Linked DNA regions of Homo sapiens: region 2 is linked to region 1. The links are chromatin loops, found by intact Hi-C in ENCODE. Cell type or tissue: right lobe of liver. All regions are shown on one strand. Links, peaks and the distances in the headings refer to the core of each region. The heading gives the core; the rest is flanking DNA. Region 1 has its middle 33 kb from the start of MTPN. Region 2 has its middle 53 kb from the start of FAM180A.

What was found. A loop is a pair of places that touch in the nucleus more often than their neighbours do. Peaks named below come from ENCODE experiments on the same cell type or tissue, not always from the same donor. Only the 100,000 strongest peaks of a DNase experiment are listed, where the experiment ranks them.
Region 2: a loop joins it to region 1, with 6 times the contacts of the local background. A loop is called at or near these places in 104 of 110 quality-filtered maps.

Annotation. Positions count from the first base shown.
Region 1 is chr7:136,002,560-136,018,450 of GRCh38, forward strand. It overlaps a transcript of LOC105375523 not described here. Among named protein-coding and RNA genes, the nearest start is that of MTPN, 33 kb to the left of the region's middle. In right lobe of liver, for the core only: a CTCF peak has its summit at 7,123 (motif pointing left); no DNase peak of the experiment used is centred there.
Region 2 is chr7:135,794,198-135,810,088 of GRCh38, forward strand. No RefSeq gene overlaps it. Among named protein-coding and RNA genes, the nearest start is that of FAM180A, 53 kb to the left of the region's middle. RefSeq lists a silencer at 4,877-5,097. In right lobe of liver, for the core only: a CTCF peak has its summit at 7,056 (motif pointing right); no DNase peak of the experiment used is centred there; H3K27me3 peaks cover 325 bases.

The DNA.
Region 1 (15,891 bases), core at 3,897-11,896:
TAAACTGGGAGTCGTTGGGTTACAAATGCCACATAAAGCCATGGGACTGAAGGACATTTCCAGGGAAAGCACAGAGATGGAAGTGAGTCTGAGGGCTCTGTTGGAAAAGGAGGGAGAAAACAGAAGAACATTGTGTATACCACATAATCTTTCTCTCCCTTGAACCTCATTATTCCATAAAGAACTGGGTTAGTATTAAAAAGATCAACTCCTAGGATGGAGCTCAGCTAGGCTTTTGTATAGCAATAGCTGTCTGGTATTTAAAACACAAAACTGGGGCCTGGAGGTGGTATAGAAGGGAGAGGAATTAAACTGCAAGTAAACTCCAAACCATGTACCATGGAGGCCTAGAAGGGTCATCTCTTCAACCCCATCTGTGTCTCTTCATCCCTGATTCCTCAGGTTCTAGCCACAGTGGTGTTTCAGGTGCTCAAATATGCTAATCTTTCTACCTCAGGACCTTTGCACAAACGTCTTCCTTTGGCTGCTTCTTTTTCTCCCCCTTTCTTGGCCACTTGAACTCTAGCAAGTCTCTCTTGTTTTTCTGTCTCAGGAATTTTTATTGTTTCCTATATGGTTCTCATTACAATTTACATTCTTTCAACTTTTGGCTGCCTCTCCTAATAGAATTGCAGTTTTCACAAATGAAGAAATGATTTATGTATTTTTTTAACCTGTTAAAATCCTTTGTGCTTGGGGATAAATACTTGTTAGATGCATGACCTCACTGCCTGGGGATGAATATGGTTGTGTGAGTGAACTTATTCATTGAGTGTTAGACACTATAAGTTGTGTAAGTGGGTTTGTCTTATTTAAGCCTCTCAGTTCTGTGGTATAGATATTTTTATACCCATTTTACAGATGAAATGATAGGTTGAGTAACTTGGTAAAATTCACACACCTGGTAAGTACTAATAGCAGAAGCAGCATTTGAAGCCAGAGCCAGGTATTCTAAAGTACGTATACTAGAAGGGAACGGGAATATGAGGGCAAGCTCGGAGATGCAAATGGAATAATAGGCCATACGAGAAGACTCACTGCCACCCAAGTCCAAGGGGACTGCTGATTTAAAGAAATCAGGGCAAAGGCAGAGTTTCAAAGGGGCAGTGTTGTGGTGGTGAAGCATGAGATGTGGGTATATTGTTCAACAGAGCGGTTCAAGAACAGGATGGGGAAGAGTGGGAAACAGGCCTTTTCTTGGAGATAGGGCACAAAAGAATCAGACAACTAAGTCAGTACTAGTTCATTGACTGTGGTAACCAGGCCACTTCTTTCTGCCACCCGGGAAAAATAGAGGAACTATGAGCATTAAGAAATCTGGTAGATAGGCCCGAGATTTTTAGGGGGTAGTCATCTTTCATGCATTTATATCATTTATTATCATATATTTGTAAGATTATTTGATTAACATTTGTCTCTCTGTAGATTTCATAAGGGCTATTTATTATTTTTTGCTTCACTCACTGTTGTATAATAACACCTGGCCGAACAGCATTAATAGAGATCAGTAAATATTTTATGAATGAATAATAGACAAATGATAGTAATAATAGGAAACACAGTGCACATATGCTATGCTCAAGGAATTGTTTAAACACTTTACACATATTAACTCAGTCCGTTCTTACAATAACTCTATGAGATGGGTACAATTATTTTCTGTATTTTATAGATGTGGAAACTGAGGCACAGAGAGGTTAAGTCAGTCATCCAAGGTCACACAGCGAGTCAGTGGCAGAGCTGGAATGGAACATTGTTCTGGAGACCATGCTTTTACCATTTTGCTACACCACCTGTGAACAAATGAACACATGCACAGATGGCTGTTCTAAGGGCCACTTGGCGTCTCTGCTTTTGGACAGAGACCATTCTAAGACTATTTCAAAGCCAGAATTTTCTTTTAAAGATGAAGATTGCTAATATCCTGTCTGTCTTGTCTTTTATAAGATCTATAAAGGGAACCGTTGGCCCGCAGAGAATTGGATGCATAAGGTAACCAGCTGAAATGCAGCAGGACAGAATAGAGACTGGCGGGAGGGGGACACAGCAAATAACAGCTGACTTTGGAGTAAGGAAATTCCAAGATTAGAACTTAGTACCAGTGTAAAGGCAGAGGAAATGGAAATGGAGGCCCCCTCAATTGTAAGTCAGACATGTAGAGCTGGGAAGGGCTTTGCAGGAGTAAATGGAATAGCATTTCCTAAACACGCAGGTTTTTTTTTCTTCAGACATAAAGTTAAAAAGGTACGGAATGAGAGAAATTCAGTTTTAAGTTAGCATCAGAATGAACACATATGTACTTTGTTTCTTGGTTATAAAAAAGAAAACTTTGGAATAAAATCTATTTTTAAATGTTATAATAACTGGCCAGGCATGGTGGCTCACGCCTGTAATTCCAGCACTTTGGGAAGCCAAGGCAGGTGAATCACTTGAAGCCAGGAGTTCGAGACCAGCCTGGCCAACATGGCAAAACCCTGTCTCTACTAAAAATGCAAAAAATTAGCCAGATGTGGTGGTGCACACCTGTAGTCCCAGCTACCAAGGAGGCTGAAGCAGGAGAATTGCTTGAGCCTGGGAGGTGGAGGTTGCAGTGAGCCAAGATTGCAGCACTGCACTCCAGCCTGGGTGACAGAGTGAGACTCCATCTCAAAAAACAATAAAATAAAATAAAATAAAATAAAATGTTATAATAACAGAGTACGTGTAACTATATATAGAAATACTATGAAATGTGATTGTTAATTTTATTGCAATACTAGACTGTTGTGTTCATTATAGGAAAGAATGATCGAGTTTGAGGTGTAATGCTTTTAAAAATTCATTTTCCTTTTTCTATGACTATGCTTCCATTTCCCAATCTATTACTGATACTGAGAGTTTTAGCTGACTGAGGCCATTTAAAATAATATAATTTAGTCTTCCACCTTACTCTGAAACCCACACTGAAAACAAATATTTCTTAAAAAGCAATTACATTTATGTGCTTATTACCTGCCACATATATATTATAAAAGTTGATTGCTTTATGTAAGAGAAGTTAATCTGAAATCATTCTTAGCTAAATGTAATATTCTCTGTACTTGTTAAAACAAGCAAAATAAAATGGCAGGAGCAATATAGTTTAAGCATTTTTTTATTGTATGTTTGGCAAACTATGAAAATTAACATTTGGAAATTCTTTTGCTCTATTGAAACCTTGTTATTGCCTAGCCATGATAAAGGTAGAAATATGAAAATATTCTAGATTGTTACATTTTATGACTAAAGTACAAAATTATAGAAATAAATAGAAAGGTACACTTTGGGAGGCCGAGGCAGGTGGATCACAAGGTCAGGAGATCGAGACCATCCTGGCTAACACGATGAAACCCCGTCTCTACTAAAAATAAAAAAAAATAAAAAAAAATTAGCCAGGCGTGGTGGCAGGCGCCTGTAGTCCCAGCTACTCGGGAGGCTGAAGCAGGAGAATGGCGGGTGAACCCAGGAGGCGGAGCTTGCAGTGAGCTGAGATCGTGCCACTGCACTCCAGCCTGGGCGACAGAGCAAGACTCCGTCTCAAAAAAAAAAAGAAAGAAATAGAAAGGTAATAATAATAACAATATTTGTAGAGAATTTTGTAAAATATTTTTCACATCTGATATGGTTTGGCTGTGTCCTCACCCAAATCTCATCTTGAATTGTGGCTCCCATAATTCCCATGTGTTGTGGGAAGGACCCCATGGGAGGTAATTGAGTCATGAGGGGGGGTCTTTCTTGTGCTGTTCTCCTGATAGTGAATAGGTCTCACTAGATCTGATGGTTTTATAAAGAGGAGTTTCCTGCACATGCTCTCTCATTTCCCTCTTGCCTGCCACCATGTAAGACATGCCTTCCACCCGCCGCCATGATTGTGAGACCTCCCTCGTGGAACTGTGAGTCCACTAAACCTCTTTTTCTTTATAAATTACCCAGTCTTGGGTATGTCTTTATCAGCAGCATAAAAATGGACTAATACAACATATATTATTCTTATTTAATATGTAGAACAGCTTCAGGGAGTTGGTAATATTATTTTTATCCCAGAGTTGAGGGAGTAGAGTTTCAGAGAATAACATATGCACAGTAGTATCTGGTGAGGTTGAAGTTTTTTGACTTCAGCTCTGTAAAATTTCATTGCATGAAACCACCACTGTGCAGGAAAACTAATGGATTTGGATCTCAATATTGATTTTAAGGAGATTTTAGGATTTTCAAAAATAAATGTTAAGAAAGTGGGTATTTATATTTGGTTTGGTGTTTAAGGGAATTGTCAAAAGTGGAAAAGAGTCCTTTCCACCCCAGATAGTTTTTATTCTTTCCAGGTAGAAGACACAGAGCATCATCCAGATCCTCTCTTCCTTAGTGAGAGGCACACTCTGTAAAGAGTGGTGTTCAGCAGAAACTGTAGAGGCAGACCCGGAATCAAATCCCAGTTCTGCCATCTCTTCTTAGCTAAGTGGCCTTGGGTGAGTGAATTCACTTCTCTAAAACTCAGTTTCTTCATCTGAAGAATGCAGATCAGTAAAGTACCTATGTGAAAAGATTTGTTACAAACACAAAATAAAATAGTTTATGTAAGACACTCAGTAGATTGCACTAGGTATACAATGAACTATCATCTTTATGTCCCATGCCTTCAAAGACAGTAAATTGAGTATGCATGCAATATTTTAATGACTTATGCCTTAAGGATCTTAGTAAACTTAACATGCCCAAGTTTAAATTGGCATACGTGTTAAAACCTGACTTTTAAATTTTCTGAGGGTACTAATTCAAACATATTATTACATTGTTCCCATAAGTTAGCTAATTTTGACCCAGTGAATATGGTCCCTGTATGCCTGTGAAACTCTCTCCTGATACACTGACAGTAGGTGAGCCTGTGGCTGGTTTCTGCCTGAAAGGATGCATGATCCACATAGGTTGTTAGAGGCTCATGTTAAACTCTGAGCATCTGCCCATCTTGACATTCTGGCCTCCAATCTGGGGCTATTTTGAGAGAGTACTGAGCTGCTTGAAGTGTCATAAAGAGTTTCAGCAGGATTGAGGACAATAGATTAGTTTTTACCATGGTTAACTAGCTAAAACTAATTTTAGGAACTGGACATTGTTTGGAAATTATTGCAATGGGTATTTTTCACTCATTGATTTGCATAAACACATCCAAATAGTGTTTATTAATCGAAGCAATATTCATTGTTGACTCCTTGTGGATTTCTAGGTAGGCCTATCGTTTGAACCCAAAGATCCCTTATTGTTATTTCTCTAGAGACGGAGCACATATGCTTGATGACAAGGGCGAATTTTTAAGAGAACACTGAACTTCTAAGTATTTATTGATCCATCTGGACCCAGTTAATCCCGAGCCCAGTACCTGGAACTTGGGGTGGGAAGATGGTGGCATTTGGAATTTCTGGGTTGATTTGTATTGTTATCATATGGATGAAATGTCTTTTTTTTTTTCAGTTTGTGTGTTTTATATATACTTATTGTTTAGATTCAAGAACCGGCTAAACTGAAAAAGTCTTTAATGAGTTGAAATGGCATGAGAGACAGTTTGTCTTTTAGTTGCTCAGGGGTACTCTTTATTTTCTCATCCCTAGGTAGAATATGTTTTCTGAGGAATGAACATTCTTTGTATCTTTGTACATCCCACTGCACTCAATGCTTGTCAGATTTATCTGTAGTAACACCACATTTCGCATCAAATTTTAAGAGCTGGATGAAATGTAGTTAAGGATGTCAAGAGAAACTATAGCATTTAGAAAATGGCTGAAAAAATGAGGATGTTTTACTTAGAAAAGAGAACAGCATTTATGATGGTTATTCTTAAATAATTACAGTGCAGCTTTTTATATAAATCCAGACAACGAAACTAGAAACAATGAGAAGTTATCTTTGGGCCTGATGTAAGACTTTCATAATGCTGAGATTTTCTTATGAAAGAAATGGGTCCCTTTGAGGAGTGGAAGGCAGTCAGCTCTCTGTCACTGCATTGGATGACATCCTTTCATCCTTCAGCTACTGAAGTGACTTTCACTTTGGGCAGAAGATTGGATTGGTTGACTTCCCAAGATTCACTTTAACTCTAAGATGCTATGATTTCACAATCTTTAAAAACTGAGCCTAAAATATAAAATGTTTTGAGAACTTACTGTGTGACATGGACAAGTCCTGCATCCCCTCTGGGCTCTAGATGTCCAATCTGCAAAATGGAATGGCTGGGCACTAGATCAATAACATACATCCTCTGGCCTTTGAGTTGCATCGAACCTGAAATGTAGAGAAGAAAGACTGGAAGCTGCCATCATGCTTTACCTCTTGAATGTGCCCAGGTGTCGATGTTTTAGTGGTTTATTAAACAACATTTTCATTCACATTTTAAAGTTTATTAAAGTGGATGATCTAAGTTTTAAGACTTCTTTTCCCCCATAAGACACAATGATGTTATTTTCATTTGGAAGGAAAACAAACATGTGATCCGAAAAATTTTGATTTTTCTTAAATTGCTTCTTGAACCACCATTGTATTTGATGATGTTTTTAGTCCCTGCGTCTTGCATATTGTTTTTAATTCCCTCATCACTCTTAGAATAATAGATTCTAAGTCTAGAAATTTGAAATTGTTGGTCCAGTAAGCTTCTACCCCTCGATTAGTCACTGCTTTTTGGAACCCAGCATTGGCTGGAGCTGAGAAGGGGCTATCCAGGGAACAGAGACAATTTCTCTTCTAGTTGTAGGAAGGAGTACACTTCTCAGAGCACAAAGGAGAATAGAGTCAAAAGTAATGTGTACTCAAAGCCTTTTCGAAAGCACTTACCTTCTCAGCAACCAAAATCACCCCCTCCCCAAATGAATGTTCTAGGAACAACAACTTTTACTTAAAAAAAAAGATCATTTATAGTGGAGGTGGCCAAAAATGAAATACCAGATTCTAAGTTCCATGAGAACAAAGCCTTCACTACTATATTCCTAGAAAATATCACAAAGTCTGGCGATTAGTGAGAACTCATTTTGTTGAACGAGTAAATGAATGAAGGAACAAATAATTTTCCTAAACTTTCCCCTTCTGTACTTCTAATGGTGAGAGAGCCCCCTGCTGGAAGAATGAATATTACATTATGAATAGCAACATGCAGTTTACTGAAAATATTTCAATTAATCACTCTAGTTTCTAGACCAGGTCATGCCTTATTGGATAAAATCTTGTAAAAAGCTCTGTGAAGAATCACTGACTAGGAAAGGACTCAGTTGGCACTAATTGGATATATTGGAAATCAAACAACAGACTTTAAAACTGAACCTCACGCTCTGAAAATTCTGAATGATATTAAAAGCCTATAACTTACCCTGCATTTGGACATTGGTATTATAAATTATTATGGATATGTTAAATTAACGTTCCCTATTAGTTCTGTAAGTTGTTAGTAGATGACTATAGCCTGAGTACCAAATTGTGAATATGTAATATGAACAATATAAGCAACAGTAAGCATCACCTCAAATGAAACTGACAAGTTAATCTGATTTTTTTTTTTTTTTTTTTTTTTTTTGCTCTGTGGCTGAGGCTGGAGTGCAGTGGCACAATCTTGGTCAACTGCAACCTCCACCTCCCAGGTTCCAGTGATTCTCCTGCCTCAGCATCCTGAGTAGCTGGGACCACAGGCACACACCACCATGCCCAGCTAATTTTTATATTTTTAGTAGAGACAGGGTTTCACCACGTTGGCCAGGCTGGTCTTGAACTCCTGACCTCAAGTGATCCACCTGTCTAGGCGTCCCACAGTGCTGGGATTACAGGTGTGAGCCACTGTACCCTGCCAATCTGATGTTTATTGATACACACACACACACACACACACACATTCATGTGACAGAAAAATTATCTTTGTGCTGCTTAATAATTTGGTAAGTAATCAGTAGTTCATGAAAATTACTTGGTAGTATTTGTTACAGAGTTGGGACAAAATGTTAGCTTTTCTAGGAGTTCTTCAATAATGAAAATGATTTCCACTTTTCACCCATGTAGTTTAACAGATGCACACAAACACACTCAGTCTGTAACTGACTGCTCAATTTTTATAGCTCCCTCTGCACCTGTCTTCTGTCTTCCATTCCTTGTCCTCATTTCTACCTCGGGGTCTGCAGGCATCTGTATGTTTCTTACTTCTGTCCTGTTTTGGGTATCCTGGATGCTGGAGGGGCAAAAGGGAGACAGGGTCGAGGAGGTGAGAATGGACTTTCCGGAAAACCAGAACACTGCTACTACCCTTTGGAAGCAGGTTTGGGAAGGTGGTAGAAGGGTCTTAGGCAGCAGTGTACATCATGAGATAGGGGTGAGAATTCAGTAAGATGGTGTGCTGGATCCTGATGGCCTGGAGACATGGGTGTGACCAAGGAGAAGGAAGAGCTTGGAGGGAATGAATGGTAGAATGACTTTTCCTATGGAGTGGAGGAAGCAGTATTGGGTTGAAAACATCCAAAGTAGGAGTCAGACAACCAGGAGAGCTGCAGGCCCCATCACCAACTAGGAGCACTTCCTCTTGAATAAAAAAAACCCACAGGCAGAGGCCTTCAGCAAGCACTAAGTGGATACTCCAGGGCTTTTCAAACTTGACTGCATATTGAAATCACCTGAGAAGCATTAAAAAGTCTTGATGCTGCCTAGTCAGAGATTCTGACTTAATTGGTCCAGGGAGTTGGCTGGATAGTGGGCTGTTTTAAAGCTTCTCAGGTGACTCCAGGGTGCAGCCAATGCTGAGAATTGCTGGTCGGCACTCTGGGGAAACATGGAATTTTTAACTTCAGGTGAGGCATGCTATTATCTCTGGTTCTTAATGCATTCTTTTCTTGCTGTATATTATTCTTTTCCCCTTCATCACTGTGGTAGGCAGAATAATCACTCTCCCCTGAGCCCCAAAGACGTCCACTCCCTAATCCTTGGAACAAGAGAATATCTTACCTTATCTGGCAAAAGAGACTTTGCAGGTGTGATTAAATTAAGAATTTTGAGATGGGGAGGTTATTCTGGATTATCTGACTAACCTCAGGTGTAATCACAGGGTCCTTTTAAATAAAAGATGGGCTGACAAAAGCAGAAGTGAGGCGATTGCCGTCTTTGAAGATGGAAGGTGAACACGAGCCAGGGGTTGCTGGTGGCATCTAGAAGCAGGAAACGACAAAGAACGAATTTTCCTTTAGACCCTCCAAAAAGAACATAGCCCATGATTTAACACCATGATTTGCACTTGTTTTGGATCTCTGGCCTCCAGAACTGTAAGCAAATAAATTTGTGGTAATTTATTATAGCAGCAATAGAAAATTGATACCGTCACCAATCCCATTTTTATTTATTTATTTAGAGACGTAGTCCTGCTCTGTTGCCCAGGCTGGAGTGCAGTGGTGCTATCTCGGCTCACTCCAACCTCCTCCTCCCAGGTTCAAGGGATTCTCCTGACTCAGCCTCTAGAATAGCTGGGATTACAGGCATGCGCACCCATGCCCTGCTAATTTTTGTATTTTATTTTATTTTATTTCATTTCATTTATTTTTTGAGACAGAATCTCTCTCTGTTGCCCAGGCTGGAGTGCAGTGGTGTGGTCTTGGCTCACTGCAAGCTCCGCCTGGTGGGTTCACACAATTCTCTTGTCTCAGCCTCCCAAGTAGCTGGGACTACAGGCGCCTGCCACCATGCCCGGCTAACTTTTTGTATGTTTAGTAGAGAAGGGGTTTCACCGTGTTAGCTGGGACGGTCTTGATCTCCTGACCTCATGATCAGCAATTTTTGTATTTTTAGTAGATATGGGTTTCACCATGTTGGCCAGGCTGGTCTGGAATGCCTGATCTGAAGTGATCCGCCTGCCTTGGCCTCCCACAGTATTGGGATTACAGGCATGAATCACTGCGCCCAGCCTCCAATCCCAGTTTTACTACTTACCTCCTCCACCCCCGTAATCAGCCACTGTAAACGGATTATTGTATATACTGGAAATGCATGCATCCTTTAAAAATATACCTGATTTTTCTAAAGGAAATAAACTAATGTGATTATGGAGGCTTTTGCTAGGTTTCCCAGTTAGTTTCCCAAAATCTTTAACAGGAAACAAAGCGTTTCTCTTCTTAACTCTTATATTTGTCCGGAATTGGGGGGTTCTTGGTCTCACTGACTTCAAGAATGAAGCCGCGGACCCTCACGGTGAGTGTTACAGTTCTTAAAGGCGTTGGTGTCCGGAGTTTGTTCCTTCTGATGTTCGGATATGTTCGGAGTTTCTTCCTTCTTGTGGGTTCGTGGTCTTGCTGGCTTCAGGAGTGAAGCTGCAGACCTTCGCAGTGAGTGTTACAGCTCTTAAGGTGGCGCGTCTGGAGTTGTTCGTTCCTCCTGGTGGGTTCGTGGTCTCGCTGGCTTCAGGAGTGAAGCTGCAGACCATCAAGGTGAGTGTTACAGCTCATAAAGGCAGTGTGGACCCAAAGAGTGAGCAGCAGCAAAATTCATTGCAAAGAGCGAAAGAGCAAAGCTTCCATAGTGTGGAAGGGGACCCAAGCGTGTTCAGTAAAATAAGAACGAGGAAGTGTTGAGTTTATTTAATGTAACTAAAAAATTACTGTATGGGTGTGGGTATCATCAAACGCAAGCATAATTACTAATGGTGAAAAGTGCCTCAACTGAAAGTCAAAAGTGAGACGATGATAACAACTCTCACCATTATTATTTAATTTTGTTCTGAAAGGATTCACCAATGAAATCATACAAAAGAAAAAATTGCAATTTCACAAGATTAAAAAGCTTTCAGTAATTTTTTTGGTCTCACTAAATTTATAGATTAAATGGAATTGACATCTTTAAGCTTTTTATCCATGAATAGGGTAGGTTTTTCTATTTAAGTCTTCTTTTATAAATCTCAGCAGAGATATACCTTTTTTTGTTTTTCAGTAAAGGTCTGCCGACTTTTAGTTAAATTTATTCTAGATATTTAAATCTTTCTCTTGCTACTGTAAATATATAGGTTTATTTAAAAGATGGTTTTTAGAATATATAATATGTATTTAAATGATACACAGAAATGATGCACTATCCATCTAATTTTTGCATATAGAAAATCTATTGACTTTCAGATATTAATGTAACTTGTCACTTTACTGAATATTCTTATTCTAATAGCTTAGAATAGCTTTTGATTGATTTTGTGTTTTTCAAATGTAAAATCTTATGCAATTTTGTCTCTGCCTTTCCAATTTTCATCACCTGTTTCTTTACGCTGTGAACATAGTAGAAGACAATAGAGTTATATTTAAGATCATGAACCTGCAGTAAGTCTAGATTCAGGTCCTAACTCTGCCACTTTTTCTCTTTCTGACCCCAGGGAAGTTACTTAACCACTCTGCATTTTAGTTTCCCTGTCAGCAAACTGGGGATAGGGTTATTGGGGGGCATAAAATGAGATAATATGTATAAAAAATTTACAATCATTCCTGGTGTCAGGATTCAATAAATGTTAACTATTATTATGAATTGGATTGGCTAGCACTTACAGGAAATTCTTACCAGTGAAGCTAGTGAACATAATGATTTTGTTCCTTTCTGATTTAAATGGAAATACTCATAACATTTCACTGTTTAGCATAGCAAATGTTTAACTTACTTTTGGAGATACATGTAGATAAGTTTTAATTATATTTTGCCATATTCTTATCATCCATTTGATCTAAATTTTTAGATAGTCGGTTGAGCCATATGAAATTGTCAATATGTGACTCTACTTGACCCATAAAAATGATGATTGCATATATTACAGCCTAATAGCCTGTATTCATGAAGTGGAATAAAGTATTCCTTTTTTTTTTTTTTTTTTTTTTGAGACGGGGTCTCATTCCTGTCACCCAGGCTCAAGCAGTCCTCCCAATCTCAGCCTCCTGAGTAGCTGGGCTTATAGGCATGTGACACCAAACCTGGATAGTATTCTATAATTCTCTTAATTTACTCTATTTGTGGTTATTTGGGGGTTGTTTTCCCAATATCCAATTTTATATATTTGTGCTTTTTCTTCTCCTCACTTTTTTTGATTAGGTAGTTTAACTTTTATGTTCAAATAACTAGTTCTTCAGTATGTGTATTGATTCTATCATTTCTCGTTTCTAATTCATTATTTTGCTATTATCTTCATTAATTCCTTCTGTTATTATCTAAGTTTTAATGTGTAGCGCTTTCTAATTTCCTTAGATTGAATTATTTTTACCTTTTGTTTAACAATTATTTATAGTTAATGAGTTTTCCTCTCAATGCTGCTTTAATCATCTGTTTTCGTTATCACTATTTTCTGCCTACCTAGTTGAAATATTTGCTTTGACTTCTTGTTCACCTAAGAGAGAATTTAAACACTTCTAGATGATGTGGGTTTTTGTTCTGTTTTTGTTATCCATTTCCAGACTTATCACACTGTGATTAGAGAATTTTACATGTATGGTTTTTAACCTTTTGGAATTAATTGAGATTTTCTTTGTTGCCTAATGTGTGGTCTATTTTTGTGTAAATGAATGAACACTTAAATAGCAGGTAGAGTTTCTATTTTATCATGGTGAGTTCCCTACTTACATCTGTTAGATCCATATGATTGGGTATGTCAGTTATTAGCATTAATACTGATGCTGCATAGGTTTACTTAAATCTGTCTCTGGCCGAAGCTGCCATGCCTTGAGCTCTCTGGGTGAGTTTGTTTTTGTTTTTCTGTCTAACATTGCTATGTCTAATTTTCTATATGAAGCTCATTGTGCACAAATAAAACACTGAGAAACGCAGTTGGATGTTTCTTGACATGCCTGCACTCTTAAGGTTTGAAGACCATCTTCTCCCAGGACCCTTGGGAAAGGGAGTATGAACAGGGAAATACTCCAGTGAGGGGATTAGCGTATGGTCATCAGAATTTATTATCATATTTTCAGTCGTGACTAAAACTTGAATAAGGGTCTTAATCTTTTAAACTATGATATTAAATTACATTTTAATTGTAATTCAAAGTCTCTTTTAAATTCTACTCCTTTAGTAATATCTCATTCTTTTTAATAAAAGCTCCTTTTAAGAGCAACTAAACTGCCACAGCTCTTCAAAATCCTTATAGAAAATGTCTTAAATAAACATCAAAAAATATAGTTCTATTATTTAGCTCTTACCTCGGGTGTCTGAACAATTCCTATGAGCTTTCTACTGGTCTGTTTAGTCTCATTCAATACAAAACAGGAAATCAATTACTACAAACCCTCTCCTAAATGAGTGCAAAACAGATGCTTCATTTAAAGTACATGTATGCCATAATTGCATTTGGTAAATATCTGGATATTTTAAAACAACAGTAATCAGCATATTAAAATAGAATTTGACATGTTATGTATTTTGATGATGTTATATATTAATATAATATTTGGCTGCTTCTCTATACACAAATCAACTACTGTAAACAAACAGCAGTGGATTAAATATTGTCATCTCCTGGCACTTTGACTTAATAAGTTAGTTCTTTGGAAGAATATATATATAGCTAGGACACGGGGTGGACACAGCATGCCAAGAGATGATCAATAGTGAGATCTGATATCTTCAGAACATCGCTATGTCAGCTTATTCAACTATAGATTTAAAATTATGTTGAGAACCTCAGTAACACATGCATTTATGAATTATGCTTGCTGAAAAACTTAAAAGCTCAAATGATTTATGGGAAAACAAATGAGAGAAGAACTCAATTTATCTTGAGAAGAGATGCAGTGATTATAGCTTCATTTCCAAGTGATTACATGCTTATCAAGAGCCTCCTAAAGGCCAAGGGAGAAGTAGAAAGGGGACCAAGGGTTGTAGATTTGATAAATAAACTCTAATGAAGGAAAAAACCTGAAGGCATCCAGAGACTCTATCCTTTATCTTTATACTCCTTGGTTTGGTTCTAGTGTCTGATGTAACTTACACTGTTCTAGGTTTCTTCAGTGAATTCAGTGTTGGCATCATAGAATGGACCTGGGACTGCTTGATTCCGTAAAGAAACTCGGAATATTTTTCAGTATTGTATTAGTCTGTTTTCACATTGCTATAAAGATACTACCTGAGACTGGGTAATTCGTAAATGAGGGGTTTAATTGGCTCAGAGTTCTGCATGGCTGGAGAAGTCTCAGGAAACTTACAATCATGGTGGAAGGGGAAGTGGAAGAAAGGTATGTCTTACGGTGGCAGGAGAGAGAAAGTGACAGAGAAGGGGGAAGCACCAGACATTTATCAGACAATCAGATCTCATGATAACTCACTATCAAGAGAACAGCATGGAGGAAACTGGCTCCATGATCCAATCACTTCCCTCCAGGTCCCTCCCTTGACACAAGAGGGTGATAATTCAGATTACAATTCGAGATGAGACTTGGGTGGGGACACAGCCAAACCATATCAGTCATCCAGTAATGATGTAGGGTTGTAGTATGTCTATTCCTTTCCCATGTTCCAGGTGAACCTGTAAATCTCCTAAGGTCAGAATTTGCCCGAGTAGTTTGGATGTGAGAAAAGTTTTGTCTCAAGGGGTTCCCCCATCAATCTCTAGGAGCACCAAGTGGGTACAAGTGACTCAGTACAATTCATGACCACAGAGGGAAAGTCAGTTGAATAACTTCTCATATTGGGTGATGAATAACATCCTCCTAATATAGGCTTTCTCATGCTCAAATATTCAGAGTGCTACTTAGGCAATAACCATTGTTGTACAACAGAAACTTATTTTTACCTAGATGTAACATCTTAGATTATTCTTACCGTGGATAAACAAAATGTTTTTGATGAAATCTTACAGTTACTAATCTGAACTTGAGCAGAGACCAGAACTTACAAACAGAACAATGTCTTCTAACCTCTGGTATTATTTTAAGTGTTTTGTTAAGACATTGATTAAATGTCAATAAATATAGAACCAGATATGAATACTTTGTGCTTATAGCTCTTATACAATTGTAGCCCAAATCAAAGTTACAAGCTAAATATATCTCCTTTAAAGCCAATAGAATCCAAATCTACAAAGTTTACTTAATATTGGCTTGTTGAAAATTAAATTACCTTTTGTCATGTGAATATGGTACTTGTGCTGAATAAATGTCTTTTTTGCTATCACCTGTCATTCAAGATGAGTCCTATCATGATTACTCTCTGTCCTGCAATACGGCTTAAAAATAATTTCACAACACCAGCTAGGATGAATAGGAAATAGGCTTCATTGGGGAAACTTACAAGGAAAGAGTCAGCAAGGAGGAAAGCCTGTGGTTGTCCATGGAGGGAGATGTGTTATGGATAGCAGACTTTGCTGGACATGCTGCAGATGTATGTTTTAATAAAGGTTCTTTGCTTTTTATTGCTTTACTTTTTTATAGTATAAACACGAAATCACCATGTCAGAAGCCAAATATACTACTCAAACAATTAGGATATCTGGACTTGGATCCAGTACTATAAGAGTTATCTGGGAAATCAGCTGCCTAGGGCCATTGGGGGCCATTGTGGAGTTGGGTTTGGGTACAGACCTTCCTGCTGCGGGAGGCTGGTCACCGAACTGGGGTTGGTGCAGTTCCAGTTGACTCAGAACTTGTAATCCAGGCAACCTAGTGAGCTCCTAGGACCATTTTTAGACAATGCTGCTTGATGCACCACAATGCTAGATGCTATGATGCAGGTTCATTTGAGTTTGGTATGTTGAAATCAGTGTGAGTCATGTGGTAATTCAATTTTCCTCATCTTTTTTTTCTGTTTGAGCTATTATAAAACTTTTGTTTCCTACAATATATCATGACATCATTTATTCTTGAGGAAAAGCCTCATTGATGTATTGCTTAGACAGTGTTAACCTATTTGCAAACT
Region 2 (15,891 bases), core at 3,814-11,813, 210 kb before region 1:
TCGGTTTTCTCATCCAGATACAAAAAACCTTTCCCCCTCTTGCTCCCAATGTACTACTTGTATCTTGATTTTAGCATACATATATTCTCATACATGGTAGCAACCAGTTAATTTTGTGTTTATCTTCCTTCGTAGACTAGAAGCTCCTGAAGAGCAGAGACCGTGCCTGGTTTAACTTTGCATTTCCTATAGCATCCAGCACTGTTCCTCAAACATAGCCTTTATAAAGATGTTTTGTTAACATTTCATGGATAATGATTTCAGTTTAAAAACTATACTTTTGTGTTGCTTGGTTGGAACTATTTGTACTATATTTCCTTTGTTAATGTTTTAGAATGTAGGCAGTTATTATAGCTGACGTTTGAGTTCTTGCTATTTGTCAAGCATGTGATAATACCTGTAAGAGCACAGCCCTGTAGGGACTCAATAAACACTAGCTATTTTCATGCCCTTCAAGCTTCATCACATTCCAGTGCAGTAGATGCCATCGTTATGCTCGTTTTACAGATGGGACACCTGAGGATTCAGAGAGGTTAGTTTCCTCTCTCCAAACACCAAGTTGCAGAGCTGTAGTTTCAATCCTGGTCCATCTGAATCTGAGATCCATGATTTTAACTATTAGTTACACTATCTCCAGACCAGACTATGTTTCCTTCCCTCCTCCAAGAACTGCAAGTTAATGGAGGTTATGTTCTTGGGCATTGATTTATTTTTTCATACCTTTTTCATCTATTAGACAAGACATCAATTGATGCATTGGCCTGGATGACACCAAAGGAAACCATTTGTCCTTGTCAGCCTGCAACTGGCCTGCAGCAGTCTTGTCAGCTGTCATGCTCTGTGACCAGGTGTCTTAGTCCTTTTCCTGTTGCTTGTAACAGAATACTGGAAACAGAGCGATTTATAAAGAAAAGGAATTTATTTCTTACAGTTTTGGAGGCTGAGAAGTCCAAAGTCAAGGGGCTGCACCTGGTGAGAATCTTCTTTCTGGTGGGGACTCTGAAGAGTCCTGAGGTGGCACAGGACATCACATGGGGAGGGGTCTGAGTGTGCTAGCTCAGGTCTCCCTCCCTCTTCTTATAGAGCCACTGGTTCCTCTCCCATGTTAGGCCATTAATCAATCCATTAATCCTTTAATGGATCAATTAATTAATGAGGACAGAGCCCTCATGACCCAATCACCTCTTAAAGGCCCTGCCTCTCAAGACCGCCACATTGATGATTAAATTTCAACACGACTTTTGGAGGGGACAAGATATTCAAATCACAGTGCCAGGTAAGTCCCCTGAACAGGCCCAGAAAATCCATGCCCTGCAAATTGATCCTTTCCAAATCCACACCCTCAGACCAACACCTGGCCTGACTCTGGTCACATCAAGGCTCATCACTTCAGCTCCATTCATAGAAATGATCTTGGGTCTCTTTCCTCATTCTTTTGATCTTTGATTACACTTGATTCCTTACCCCCTTTGGCTTTGTTTCCGACAGTAGAATTTGGATTCTCTAGCCTGGTCCAAAAAACTCCTTAGAACATAGTTTTACTTGCCTTGGGTCTTCCTGTTCTTGGCTGCGTCAGGTAAAATTTGAGTTCAACTTGGCCCCAGAAGCTGTGGTCTCACCCTGGCCACATGGCCGGGCCTACTTTGGCCCTCTGTGATGGCAGACCTGAGACCAAGTAAAACTTCAGCCTCATAAAAATGTTCACTAGCTCTAAAAATACACACTGATTTAGGTGCAGCACTATTTTCCCCTACGAACAGCCAGCCCTATCCATTCTTAGACTTTATTATTAAAACTTAACTGTCTGTACACAATGTCACATATGTGAATGAGAAGCCAACTATGTGGATATCCTCAATGTTTTGTAATCCAAATATTTGGCTCTGAGAGAACCCTGGCATCTGTGTTCATTAAACATGCAGACACCCAAACATTTGAATGAAGAATGAAAATTCAGCAAATACAGGGGAAAATGGCATTTATAAAGAGAACAGTTGAATGGCTGACTAGTGTACAGGCTGTTTCAGACTGGCGCAGACAGAATCTCAGCAGAGACTTCAATTAAAGACTAATCCAAGTCAGATGAAGTGAAAATAAGGGGCAGTCTAACACTCTTCTCTCTGGCTCACTTCTTTGCTTGCTTTTTTCCAACTTCTGGACTCAGAGGCATGTGTCAACTTGCAGGGCCTCAGTAATCTGCTTTCTCAGCTTTGGACTGTTTTAGAAGGCAAAACAACCCCCTTGTTCCAACATACCACAGCTACTTAGATGTGGAAATTTAACCTTCTTAAGATCAAAATCCCCTTAAACACCTTGTCTATTACTATATTGGAAAGAGTATGACCTAAGAGTTAGATTGCTCTAAGCAGGCTAGCTAAAAAGATCTCATCCATATTGTACCTATTCTAAAAAAGACGAGACCTTGAATAATTCCCAGGAATAAGTGCATTTGGTCTGAAGTAGATACACCAGGAACTCCTGAACAAGGGAGGACTGTTTTGTAATTTTCAGAGTCATCACTGCCTTCACGAGGCATTAGAAAGAGAAAGGACTCTGGCATTGGACGGGCCTGGACCCAAATCTTAGGTCTTCCCAGTGATGGGACTTTTCTCTCTGGGCCTGTTTTGCTTTGTTTTGCTTTTATTTGTTTATGTACTAGTTGCCCTTCTGGTTGTTGTGAGGATTAAATGAGATAAGGTATATGGTTAGTTCTTTTCTGTGTCAAGCATATTCTCTTCCTATGTACCAACCCCTCATCCCTACCCTGTGCAACATTCATTCTTCACGCCAGTTGTATTTTTCTTGTCCACAGTTTAGAAAGTAACAGATGGAAGACACAGCACAGCAGAATGGCAGATTCATGTTCATATAACATTATATGAAAAACTCACACGTTTTCTATTGAGGTAGGCCATGGGCTTTGATTCTTTCTGCCCATTCTCTTCCTTTTCATTCCACTGCTAGATAAATTAGGTCACCCAGAAAGCACACTGTTCACCTAAAACATCAACACACCCTATTTCCTTTGAACATCAGAATCAAAGAAAAGCAAACAAGCATACCAAAGAAACCCATCGTGGGGACTGGGAAGATCTTGGCTGCCTCTGAAAGGCTTGGATCCAAGCCCTTCATTCCACTTTCAGTAGGTTAGGGGAGCTTTCAAGGACAAGTTCCACCCTCAGTCTCCTACAGGACAGTGCCACCTGCCTTCAAAACCCTGCAGTTTTCTTCCTTCCTTCCTTCCTTCCTTCCTTCCTTCCTTCCTTCCTTCCTTCCTTCCTTCCTTTCTTTCTTTCTTTCTTTCTTTCTTTCTTTCTTTCTTTCTTTCTTTCTTTCTTTCTTTCTTTCTTTCTTTCTTTCTTTCTTTCTTTCTTTGGCAGAATCTCACTCTGTTGCCCAGACTGGAGTGCAGTGGTGTAATCTAAACTCACTGCAAGCTCCACCTACTGGGTTCAAATGAGTCTTTGGCCTCAGCCTCCCGAGCAGCTGGGACCACAGGCATGCACCACCACACCCGGCTAATTTTTGTATTTTTAGTAGAGATGGAGTTTTGCCATGTTGTCCAGGCTGGTCTAGAACTCCTGACCTCAGGTGATCCGCCTACCTCAGCCTCCCAAAGTGCTGGGATTACAGGTGTGAACCACCACGCCTGGCCAGAACCCTTCAGTTTTCTTTAACACTTCGGAAGTTGATGATCACCATCCATCTCAGCTGCTGGGGACTCCCCAGCTTCTTCCACAAACATTTGGCATGTGCCAACCATGTGCTCTCCTTGCAGTCAGGCACCTCTCTGGTGTGGTGTTTCCAGGTTAGTGGATCCAATGCTATTAAGTTGGTGCAAGAGTAATTGGTTTGTTCTACAAATACTTTTAATGGCAAAAACCACAATTACTTTTAGCACCAAACTAATAGTTATACCACAATGATTTTGTTAGCCTTAGGCAGAGGGGTGTCTTAAATTACTTGCATTTAGACGTTGCCAAAATAGTAAAATTATTTTAATAGCCTAAGAATAAGTTCAGGGTCCTTGAGCCTCCACAATGTAAATAAAAGGTTTTTTTCTGATCGCTTGTAAGTGGCAAAATAAATAGTCCTCTGGCACTCTTCAGTATTTAGAAGCTGTTTGACTGGAGGCAAACATACACAGACTGGTTTGCTCTTCGGATAGGGAAAGTCTTTCTCTCTTCCTCACCCCATGTTTCTCCCTTGCCTCTTCCACATGTTCAGAAGCATGGGAGAGCAACCTGCCCTTCCCTCTCTTAGCTTCTCTGCAGGATGGCGGAGTGGCTTGTCTAGTTGGTGAAATGGGAGAGGGGCTCTGAGCACGTGCAGGGCAGCACCTTCTCGGCTAAGCACAAATGCTAAGTCAACACGATTTGCTCTATACAGCATTTTCCAAATTCGCCTGTGCTGGAATTTATGTTTTCTCTGCTCATTGTCTGAATTTTACATAAGCCAGCTATCAGCAGGGACCTACCAAGGTCACAGTAAATAGCTAAACTTGGCTTGAACCTACAGTTTCTTCCCACTCTGGGGATAGAGAGGGGCTGATGTAGTCAGGGTCACTGCAGCCTCCAGGACCCCAAGTCTTTGCAGGTAGTCTCTGTCCCACATCACAGCCACCCAGATGTGACCACAGCTGCTTCTGAAGTCGCCAGAAAGTCCCATTCACCCCAGTCACAGCCGGGGGTTGAGTATGTTTCCTTGCAGAGAGGGGCATTCCGCCTCTCTAGGCAGCTTCCCGTTACCTCGCTGACACCCCCCTTCACCTTCCTGTCTTTCTTTTCACCTCTTTCCTCCCACCCATCCACCCTGCCTCCATACCAACCACGGGAAGCCCAGGCCATGCTCTCCTCACAGACCTTGTGCCCACCACACCCATGCCCCTCAAGGGCTCACTATTTAACCCTAGTACTTCCCAAGTAACCCTTCCAACAAAGGAGTTTCCTCTCAAAGAGGAATTTTGGTGGCAGCTATTTCAGATGGTATTTTTTCATCCCCAGGACCGCTTGTACTGCCTTTATGGTACGTAGTTTACCCACAGCACATCTCCCTGTGGCCAGGGACAGCATGGAACCCCATCACTACTTGTTGCTGCCCACAGGGAAATGTCCCCACTGATTTCCGCTCAGTTATCACTCAGTCAGGGACTCAGCTTTCCTTCGCGGTCCCTTACCCAGGTTCCTGACCCGAAGGTTAGGGGGACGTACACGTGTCCGGGACGTTGTCTACAGGAGAACTTGGCAGAGGCTTCTGTGGGGGCAGCTCACCCTCCTTGCTGGACTTCTCTGACAGAGGAACCTTCTTTCTTCTGCTTAGGGTGCTCCTCATCCTTCTGGAATCCAGACCATCCTCCACTCCTGTTTTCAGTGGCCACCATCTTTTCTCTCTCCTTCCTCAACCCTCTGAGGAGAAAAGTATTTGTGTTTCACTGAAGTGGAAGTGAGTGTTTTCTTTGGACCTTTGTTTCTGCATTGGGGTGTAGTCTGGGGAAGAGAAAATGGCCATGGGGTATAGGTAACAGAGAAGAGGGGCAAGAAATATGCACACAGCCATGTAAGGTAAGGGTTCACAGGCTGTACACTGTGCAAATGCGGGAGTCCCATTCACACAGTGATATGACATGAAAGTGGATTCACAACCTGATGAAAATGCCACCTTTGAGCTCTGCCTTCTCTCAATCAAGGGCAGTGTGGACACATAGAGAGAGGAACGTGCTTTGAGCCTGAGAGATTCTGATTTGAGTCACCCCAGCTATGTTACTATCTCACCATATAGTCCTAGACAACTCCCTTAACATCTCAGAGCCCCAGTTTCCTTATTTATAAAAGGACAGCAATAGCGCCTCCTTTACAGAGTTGCTGTGAGGGTGAAATGAGATCTTTTGTAGTTGCCTGGCATGTAGTAGGTGCTCAATAAATGTCATTTCCCCAGAAGCATTGTCCTGGTTGAAGGAGTGTTTGCCAATTTCACTACTGGCCCTTTTCCAGTGAAAATATTCAGGGTCTTTCCGTAGATGGTGAAGGAATGTCTGTTGGAGGCTGAAGAAGATACAAGTATTCTTCTTACAGCATAATTGAAGAAAATAATGAATTTATCAAGATACGTGGCCAGTTGAGGCATCCCAGAAAGTTGAGTTTTAACAACAACTAAGACAACGTATAGAGCACGAAATGTTAGGCACAGTTTTAAGCCTCTTCCATGTATTATTGTGCCATTGAAAATGGACCCTTCTGGGACACAGCATTCAAGACTCTGGGATTTTGTGTCTTTGTAAAAGGGAGAGAAGATGTCTTTTTATTTATTTATTTTGAGAAGATGTCTTTTCTTTGCTTCATATCCACCCTCCTGGCATTGTCTGGTACATTATATGTCTTTGCGTCCCCACATCTGGCCTGTTCCTATCAGCATTCTCTCTCTTTTGAGCAGTTCCTTATCTCTGAGCAATGAACTGAGCCATTTCCCAAAGATGGGCATAATCCGTGGGTCTCCTGCGTAGGCGGGAGCCAGCTTGTACTGGCTGTGGAGAGCTGACGGGGGCAGCTTTTCCCAGCTCTTCAGCAATGAGGTCTCGCTAGTCCTTGAAATCAGCCACCATGCGAGAGTTTGCATCAGGGAAATCAGCAAATGCTACCCATCGAGACCACTCCCTCCCGGGTAGCAACACCGTGGCTGGCCCCACACATTGGGAAGAAAAGCTCAGCAGGAGGTTTCAAACTTGGATGGAAGAGCTGGTAGAAAACCTTTGTTTCATAGACATGCTTTAAAGGTGGAATTTCAGGTAGGAAGTCTTTCTGCATCTATTAAACTCAAAATTGAGGAAGAGAAGTAACAGGTCTTCAAAAACTAGGCTGAAAGATGTCCTCCGCGGACCAGGTACATCTTTAGTATAACAATCGTGGCTGGCAACAGCTTAACACGCTCAGGGACATCTTCATGTTTCTCATAATGCAACGTTTCAGGAAACTCTGGAAAGTAAACACGAGGTCACAGATTCAGTTCTGGTGAACTAAAACTCAAAAAAATGGTTCAGCATATCCTGAACTCAGTGTTTGTACACAAGATGGCGCTCTCTTCTTAGGAGAAGACAATTGGAACACTTGCTAACCCCTGAACTCTCTTTGCATGTTGTGATCGATCGCATTGGTGCAATTGGTGTGAGCTGAGCAATATTAAGGTCAAAATCATTGGCTTGATGCCTTATAAATGCATTTCTGTGAATATACGAGTTAACACTAATTATTTCCATTCCTGGGGAGGGGAAGGGTAGGAGAAAAGACTAAGCCAACTGCAAACCCCGTTGCTGGTGAGTCTTCTGTTCACAGACAGAGAGGAAATTAGAACTGATCTCTGTGTTCACATAAGTGGCCAAAGAGTCCTTAGTCTCCCAATGGGAGACAAAGCTGGGTGTCCAAATTCCTCTGTAGGACCCTGCATCTGAATTCACGGGCCGCCTCTCCCCTAACCCCCGCCCCGCCGTGCCCCTCATCCCTACAGGTCGTTTGCTATACATCACCAGTTCTGTAAATTACAGACACAGTCCCTGTCCCTCTTCCAACTTGGCACAGATTCAGGCACTGACCAATCTACTTTAGGTGCCCTGTCTTCTCCCAGCCCTGGCTAACTTGCTGGCTCTGGAATACCCATCTTCTCTGGCAGTTCACCATATCTGAGTGCCCCAGCTCAAAGCCTAGCCTTTTCCTTTGGCCCATTTTGGTCACAGATGCCAGCTTTCACCCTCTAACCCAGACTGGAACAATGGTCTTAGAGGCCACTTGCCCTATGGCCTGGCTAGAGGTCCCTCCAGCCATCACCTCTGGTATTGTCTGCTGGGTTTTCCGCTGATTGTGGTCCCTCAGGCTCTTTGTCCTGTTTCTGAGTGCAGCCCTGCTCTGGCAGTGTGCCCGGGAGACCACTTCCACGTGCTTGGCTCCTGCTGTCCTTGTTGCCAACTATTCTTGGCACCTGGACATTTATCGTGCTGTTCCCCAAGTCCTTTGCTCCGGGTGATTGCACTCCAGGTTGTTTCTCTGCCTCGCTGAGAAATGAAGAGCCCTTCCTAAACCTCCCAACTCTGCTCTCAGCACCGCACCCTCCATTCAGTAGGAACCGTCTTGGGAAGTGGACTCTTGGGGGTTTTGTGAACTAGCCCTCCTGTCTCTTTGTTAAGTTGTGAGGAGGCTGCAGACATCCTGTGCATGTTAGATTAGTCCACATTTCAGAGCCAGGAGGAACAAGAAACATGATGGCCTCATAGTCTAGCCTTTGCAGACTTTGCCAATGACATGGGTAGGTTGATCCTGCCTCACCTCATCCCGGCTGGTCCTGATCAAGTCCTCCTGCCCCCAGCTGAAATCTCACTGTGCTAACTTCAAGGGAACGATCATGTTACGACACCAGGATTTCTTGCTTCCCATCTATTCTTTTTCTTCCTTACGTTTTAAGTATTTCTAGAGCTGGAGAGGCCCAAGAAGTCAAGTGAGAGTTTATTTAAGGTGAGCAGATCATATTTGAATGCAGAAGGGAAAGATCTCGTTGGTAGGGAAAACAAAAGTATTTGTGATTGCTTGCCGTGGAGAGCAAAAAAGCCAGGGCTTTCAGCCATTCATTGCCCAAAATCACAGCACTCACAGGAGTAGAAAAGGTCAGAATAAGCCATGGGGCCAGTCTGTGACTCACCATTTCTTTTGAAACCAAAGGTTCACTTCTCTGGAGACTAATTCTGTTCTTACTTTCCTAATTCTACCTTGGAGAGTTCCTTCCTCAGTCCTAGGCTTTGATCTGTTCTTGGAATTTCAATCTTTTCTCTTTCAGGCACTGTGACAAATTGATGTCATTCATATCCCACACCAATGGTCTCTCTATACCTATGCCTTTTGCCCTGTAACCTTGCGGTCCCTGCCTACTCTGACTCTGGGACTTACTGTGGTCAATGGGACAAGAGCAAACTGGATACAAATTTGGGCTTGTTTGCTTCTCTCTTTGTCATCAACTCCTGCCACCTTATGAGAACAAGCCTGGGCTATCCTCCTGGAGGATGAGGGATCATATGGAACAGAGCTGAGTCATTCTAGCTTGAGGTAGTCTTAGACCAGCTGACCCCTAGCTGACCTGCCAGACATGTGAGTGTGAGCCTGCTCAGATCAATAGGATAACCCAGCCAATCCACAGGCTCATGAGCAAACATACATCTTTATTGTTGTGTTCCACTGAGGTTTTGTGGTTGTCTGTTATGGAACAATGTTGCGGCAATAGATAACTTATAGTGGAAAAGAATGGGAGGACCATAGAAGGTTTCTTACCCCTGAGATTCTGGGGGTGATTAAGTTCTTTCTTCACCTCTCTGTAGGCTAGTAGGAGTAGATTGGCAAAGTGCTCAGAGAGTCTGATGACCCATTTTTATTAAAAGAGCACAAAAGATCATAGCTGCTTGAGCCAGATGTATGTGTGGGAGTGGGATCTATCTGGATATGGGGATGGATGTTTGTAATCCTCACTTGGGCTCCATGATTGACTCCTGGTAACTAAACTATATTTTATTTATTTAGTTGAAGAAGTAAACACCTTCTGCATGTGGGGCACACTTGTAGACTTTGGGCTTGTCATGTGTGACACAACACCTGCCCACATGGCACTACAGTCCAACAATCGGAACTTCATCACTTGGATTACTACAATCATATTAATAATGGAAAAGAACTCTTTAACTTGTTTCCAGTCCAATCCATCCTGCCCACTACTGCCAGATTTATTTGCCCCAAATCCCAATTCACTTCCAAACTTTTCCTTCTCTGCTCAAGGGTGTATAATGGTTCCCCATGGCCTTTTGGGCTAAGCCTAAACTCATTCTGGTATTTTAGAAACCTTATAATCTAGCTCATCTTGGCTATTCAGGCCATCTTCCACTATTTTCTGTGGCCGTAACAGGCTCTGTGCTTTTCCCTGTGCAGGTACCTTGCTCTTGTGTCCCTCCCTACCTCCCCCACCTCAGCTCTGCACCAGACCTGTGGAGAGCCTACGTATCCTTCAAGTTTCAACTCAGACCTCACCTTGTCCATAAAGCCTCCTTAGTAACTCTAGAAGATGTTGATGTTTGCCCATTTTGATGACCTATAATACTGGGTCATTCTCCAGTGGGCGAAAGCCATTGGTGGAGAATTTACATGAATCATCAATAGACTAATCAATTGAGGTCAGGCATGGTGGCTCACATCTGTAATCCCAGTGCTTTGGAAGCCTCAGGGAGAGGGATGCTTGAGGCCACAAGTTCAAGACCAGCCTGGGCAACATAGTGAAACCCCATCTCCATAAAAAATAAAAAAATTATCCAGGCTTGATGGCACATGGTTGTAGTCCCAGTTATATGGGAAGCTGAGGTGAGAGGATTCATTGAGTCTAGGAGTTGGAGGCTGCAGTGAACCATGATTGTGCCACTGCACTCCAGCCTGGGCAACAGAGTGAGACCCTGTCTCTAAGAAAAACCAAAGAATGATCGATACAAAACCTCCCTTGTACCTCAGGGAAGGGTTCTTAAGGCATATGTGGTCTTTTTCTCATTCTGCAAGCCTAAAGAAGAATAAGGAAAGGAAGTAAACACTATTCTGTATAATAATATGATTCTCTAACCTCACGGATGGATAGAGATGACACCTCAAAAATTATGAAAGTTAGAAAAATATTTCCTTCCTAGCAGAAGCTACTGCTCCTGAGAATTAATGTTTGTGCACATGTGTGTGTCTGTGTGCGTGTACCTGCGTGCATGTGTGTGAATTGGCCTATTCCAACAGGTCCAACAGTTAAGGGACAATCCTGCCCATAACCCATTCAGGTGAGAGATCACAAAGGCAGTCTGGCCTAGGAGATCCCTCTTACCCACTGGGAAAGTAGGAATTCCAAAGCGGTTCCCACTGGACTGCTCTGTGGGATTTGGTGTGTTAATGCTTATCTTAGGCAGTTTGTGCTACTATAACAAAACACCTGAGACTTGGTAATTTATGAAGGCCAGGAATTTATTTCTCATAGTTCCAGAGTCTGGGAAGTCCAGGATCAAGGGGCTGGCAAGTGTGGTGTCTGATAAGCGCCCAGTCTCTTCCTAGATGGTGCCTTGTTGCTTTGTCCCCTGGAGAAGATAAATGCTATGTCCTCACAAGATGGAAAGGACAGAAAGGGCTAAGCCAACCCCTCCAGTCCTTTTATTTTATTTAATTTTTAATTTTTTTTAGATGGAATTTCGCTCTTGTTGCACAGGCTGAAGTGCAGTGGCACGATCTTGGCTCACTGCAATCTCCACCTCCCAGGTTCAAGCAATTCTCCTGCCTCAGCCTCCTGAGTAGTTGGGATTACTGGTGCCTGCCACCATGCCTGGCCAATTTTTTGTATTTTTGTAGAGATGGGGTTTCATGATGTTGGTCAGGCTGGTCTTGAACTCCTGACCTCAGGTGATGCACCCACTTCTGCCTCCCAAAGTGCTGGGATTACAGGTGTGAGCCACCTCGCCTACCCCCTCCAGCCCTTTTATAAGACACTAATCCACTCACGAGGGCAGAGCCCTCATGGCCTAATCACCTCCTCAAGGCCCCATCTCTTAACAGTGTTGCATGTTTGAATACGAATTATGGAGGGGACACAAACATTCAAACCATAGCAATGGCTGTCACAATTATCTAGAATTCCCGAGAGTCTCCTCCAGACGAAGTGATTTAGACTTGGGAAGTGAATTAAGGGGAGAAGGAAGATGATGGTAGACACCGAGGTCCCTTTTGGTGAACAGTTTGTTTTTCCCAAAGGCAAATAGAGATTCCAGTTTGGGAGTTTTGATGAAAGGCAATGGTCTGAGGAGAGATACAGGAATTCTGGGTCAAGGGTTCCAGGTGGGTAATGAAGGGGTACAATTCAGGGGCACCTATGTGGAGGTACTCATATTTTAGATGCTCTCCTTTTGGAGCCTGGGAAAGTCCTATTTACTTGGTGCTCAGCTTTATCCCTTTCCCTCATGTAGACGTTGAGTTCATTCTTTTAACTGACCCAGTTCTTGTGAGACGTAGCCCTGCGTGGCCTGGCATGGAGAAAGTGGGGAGATGGATGGTCAGAATGGAGGGTTATGAATGCAGCTCAGCATTCACAGGGAGTTGCAGTTTCTTTAATTTTTAGCTTTATGATTTTACTTCAGTGAAAATCTAAAACTGTTAATCTAAGATCTTCTGACTAGCCATTCTTTAACCAAAATTTGTCATAATATTTTTGTGCTTGCATTTGTACTTTTGTGCCCAAATCCCATTTGTACCAGGTAAAAGACAAGAAATCACAGTGGCTGCACGGATGAAGCTTTGGAGTTTCAGATAAGGAGATGAGGTAGAACTTTGTCATCTCGTAGCTTACTGTGGTGCCGGGATGCTGAACACCAAAGGATCTGCACCATTGCAGTTTCACGTACAAATAGATACACTGTGTGGCTCGACTGTACTTTGCAACTTGCAGTTCATTAAAAATAAATATAGGAGGCCAGGCGAGGTGGCTCATGCCTGTAATCCCAGCACTTTGGGAGGGCAAGGAGGGTGGATCATGAGGTCAGGAGTTCAAGATCAGCCTGGCCAACATGGTGAAACCCCGTCTCTACTAAAAATACAAAAATTAGCTGGGCATGGTGGCACATGCCTGTAATCCCAGCTACTCGAGAGGCTGAGGCAGGAGAATTGCTTAAACCGGGACCCGGGTGGTGGAGATTGCAGTGAGCCGAGATCACGCCATGGCACTCCAGCCTAGGCTACAGAGCGAGACTCCGTCTCTAAATAAATAAGTAAATAAGTAAATTTATAATGAATAGTTTTTCTTCTAATACAGGTAATGATGAGATTAAATTTAAAGCAGATGGAAGAGTGTCATAATGTTAATCTTATCTTCAACGGAATGAGACAGCTTCATGGTGTTATCAGAAGATCAATCACTGAAATAGGCATTTGAGGATTACATGTGGGGAAGTTTTGGTTAAGTATAAGTATGAGGTCTGATTATTCTGAACTAGCAGACAAAGCCTTGAAACCATGAATATAACTTTGAGCAGTTCTTTTATATGAACAGGCCCTCTCTGAATTAGTATTATAAAAGCCAAACTACAACACGAATTAAAGAAAGACCTGAGGCTTTTCCTACTATTAAATCCAAGACTAACAATTTTGTTGCAGCAAAACAGTATCATTAAATTAATGTTAATTTGAATATTGATTTTTTTCAGAAGGCTTTTTTTTTGAGTAAGTAATTTATAAATTTTATTTGGTATTTATTTGTAAATTAAAAAATTATTCCAGGTTTCATATTTATACACATTCGAGTAACATGACAATTTTTAAGTGAAACTGGAAGGTTCCTGAAAATTTTTTCTTTGAATACAGTATTCATTACTCTAATTTGAGAAAAACTGTGGCTGGGGAGAAAGGTCTTTGGGTTTCATACATATTATTGGCATCATAAATTTGTTTCATTTTCTTTTCCTGTTGGTTTTATACAAGATATACTTGGCTCCCTAATTACTTAGTAGGCTTCTTTTGTATACCCCCAGCACCTGGCACAATACTGGGCACATAATAGCTGTTGAAAAAATATGGCTAAAAGGGGGGTGGTCTGGGCACTGTCTGAGTGGATGAAATAGATTAAGATTGGAGTAAAATAGATTGGAAATGGATTAGAAAGAAATAGAGTAAAATGCAGCCCTCTGTTGCAAAATTCTCTAGCTAGGCTGTAAATTCTGATATATCAGGGCCTTTATGTCTCCCATGGTGCTTAAAATAGAGGAGATGCTTGGTCAATGCTGAGAAAGTAGGAAGGTTTTTTCTTCCCCAAAAGGAAGAATAAAACAAGCAGTGACCTGCACAGAGCCCTACACATGTGCTTCCGTTGAGATCCATGGCTGCTGTACACCTCAGCACACAGTGTGCCTCAGGCCTATACTCCTGAGTACCCACACTCGCACCCCTACTCACACACAGAGATACGCACGCTCTTTCTTTCTTTGCAGGGCAGTGTGATGGTCTAAAGTAGAACACTGCCTGTGATCAGGTAGGCCATTGGAAGGCTTGTCCCCAAATGGCCTCCGCTGCATCTGGAAATCTGACCTGACCAGCTCAAAGGGAGTAATCTAATCCTGGTCACATTTTCAGTGAGTTCTCAAGTATCAGCCGCTTTCCTGATGCAAACCCAGGGCTGAATTTCCCCATGAACTAGCCCAGGCCGGCCAACTATTTCCAAACGAGAACACAGCTCCTGCCAGTGCAGACTTAACAAGAACTTAAGTTTCTGGGGCAACTCAGCCCTGCTGGAGATTCATTATCCCACTGTTAGTTAAGGGGCAAGCAAGCCTTGGCTGGCAAGCCTGCTAGGAGGCCAAGAAGTGGACTCTGTGGCATTTTATAATGATGGGTAAACAGCAGAAAGAAGACTCCAGCTTCTCCCCGCCCACTGGAACTCCAGAGCTTTGGGTCATGTCTGGTGGTAGGTCAAAGACCACCGTGGGTGGTGGGGCCCAGGAATCTAAGTTCTTAACAAGATCTCTAGATGATTCTGGCATACTAAAGTTGGAGGAATCCTGACTGTATTAAAGCTATCCATGCTGTTGGCCCTTCTTATATGGCCCAAGTTCAGAATTTCTCCCCTCCCTTGGTGAAGGACCCTGTGATGGCTCAGGGCCACCCAGCTAGGCCTGGGCATAGAGCCGTGGCCCATTAACCTCCTTCCACCGCCGAACCATTTCTTGTTTGCTGTTGCAGATTTTCAGGCCATGAAGAGGAGAGCTGCTCTGACATTTATGTCTCACTCTCCCGATTTAAAATGTCTTCATCACAACCAAAGACTCACCCTTTCCTCCCGGCCTCCTCTCTGTCTCTGCAGCCGATGGCTGCATTTCTCCCTCCTTTGTGCAGCAATCACATGCCTGTCGTGGAGAGAGAATAGAGCCAAAGTGGCTGCAATATCATATCTCTTGCCTGTGTTATAAACTGCAAGACTTGTCTGGATCACGGGAACTATTGTCGACATTAGCAGGCCAAGGGCACGGAGCCAAGGACGGCTCCCTTCTCCAGCATAGGCTCAGGAAAAGCACAGATTAGAAAAAGGCCCAGAAGAATTCTGTCCCTCCTTTCTTCTCGCTTGTGCATTTTAATCCTCCCCTTCCCCATCATGTCAGCGCATTCTGGACTTGAAATGAACCTAGAAAATGTGTATCATAAAATATTTGACTGACCAAGGGCACAGATTGCTATATCTTCCTATTTACTTATTTATTTTGAGACAGAGTCTCGCTCTGTCACCCAGGCTGGAGTGCAGTGGCACAATCTCAGCTCACTGCAACCTCTGCCTCCCCGGTTCAAGCAGTTCTCCAGCCTCAGCCTTCTGAGTAGCTGGGACTACAGGCACGTGCCACCACGCCCGGCTAATTTTTCTATTTTTAGTAGAGACGGGGTTTCACCATGTTGCCCAGGCTGGTCTCAAACTCCTGACCTCAAGCAATCTGCCGTCCTTGGTCTCCCAAAGTGCTGGGATTACAGGCGTGAGCCACTGCGCCCAGATGCTGTATCTTCCTATCCTTAGGCTGGTCTGGCATCCTTAATAGCAGAGCCCCTTTCTCTGTACTTTAAAGCTGGTGAAGGAATTTGGCATGATCATGTTCTTAACTGAGTGGTTAAGAAGGGCAAATACAGCCATTCTAGAAAAAAAAAAAAAAACAAACAAAACCCAACCTGATAATGAGGAAGACAGGAAGACAGATGAGGCTTTGCTCCTGAGGTCAAGACAGCTAGATGGTTTAGTAATTTTAACACAGAGAGAGCGTGCATTTCCCTTTTGTTTTCTAACTCGGTCTACCAACCAGGTAGATTTCAATGTGCATTCAACAAATTGAGC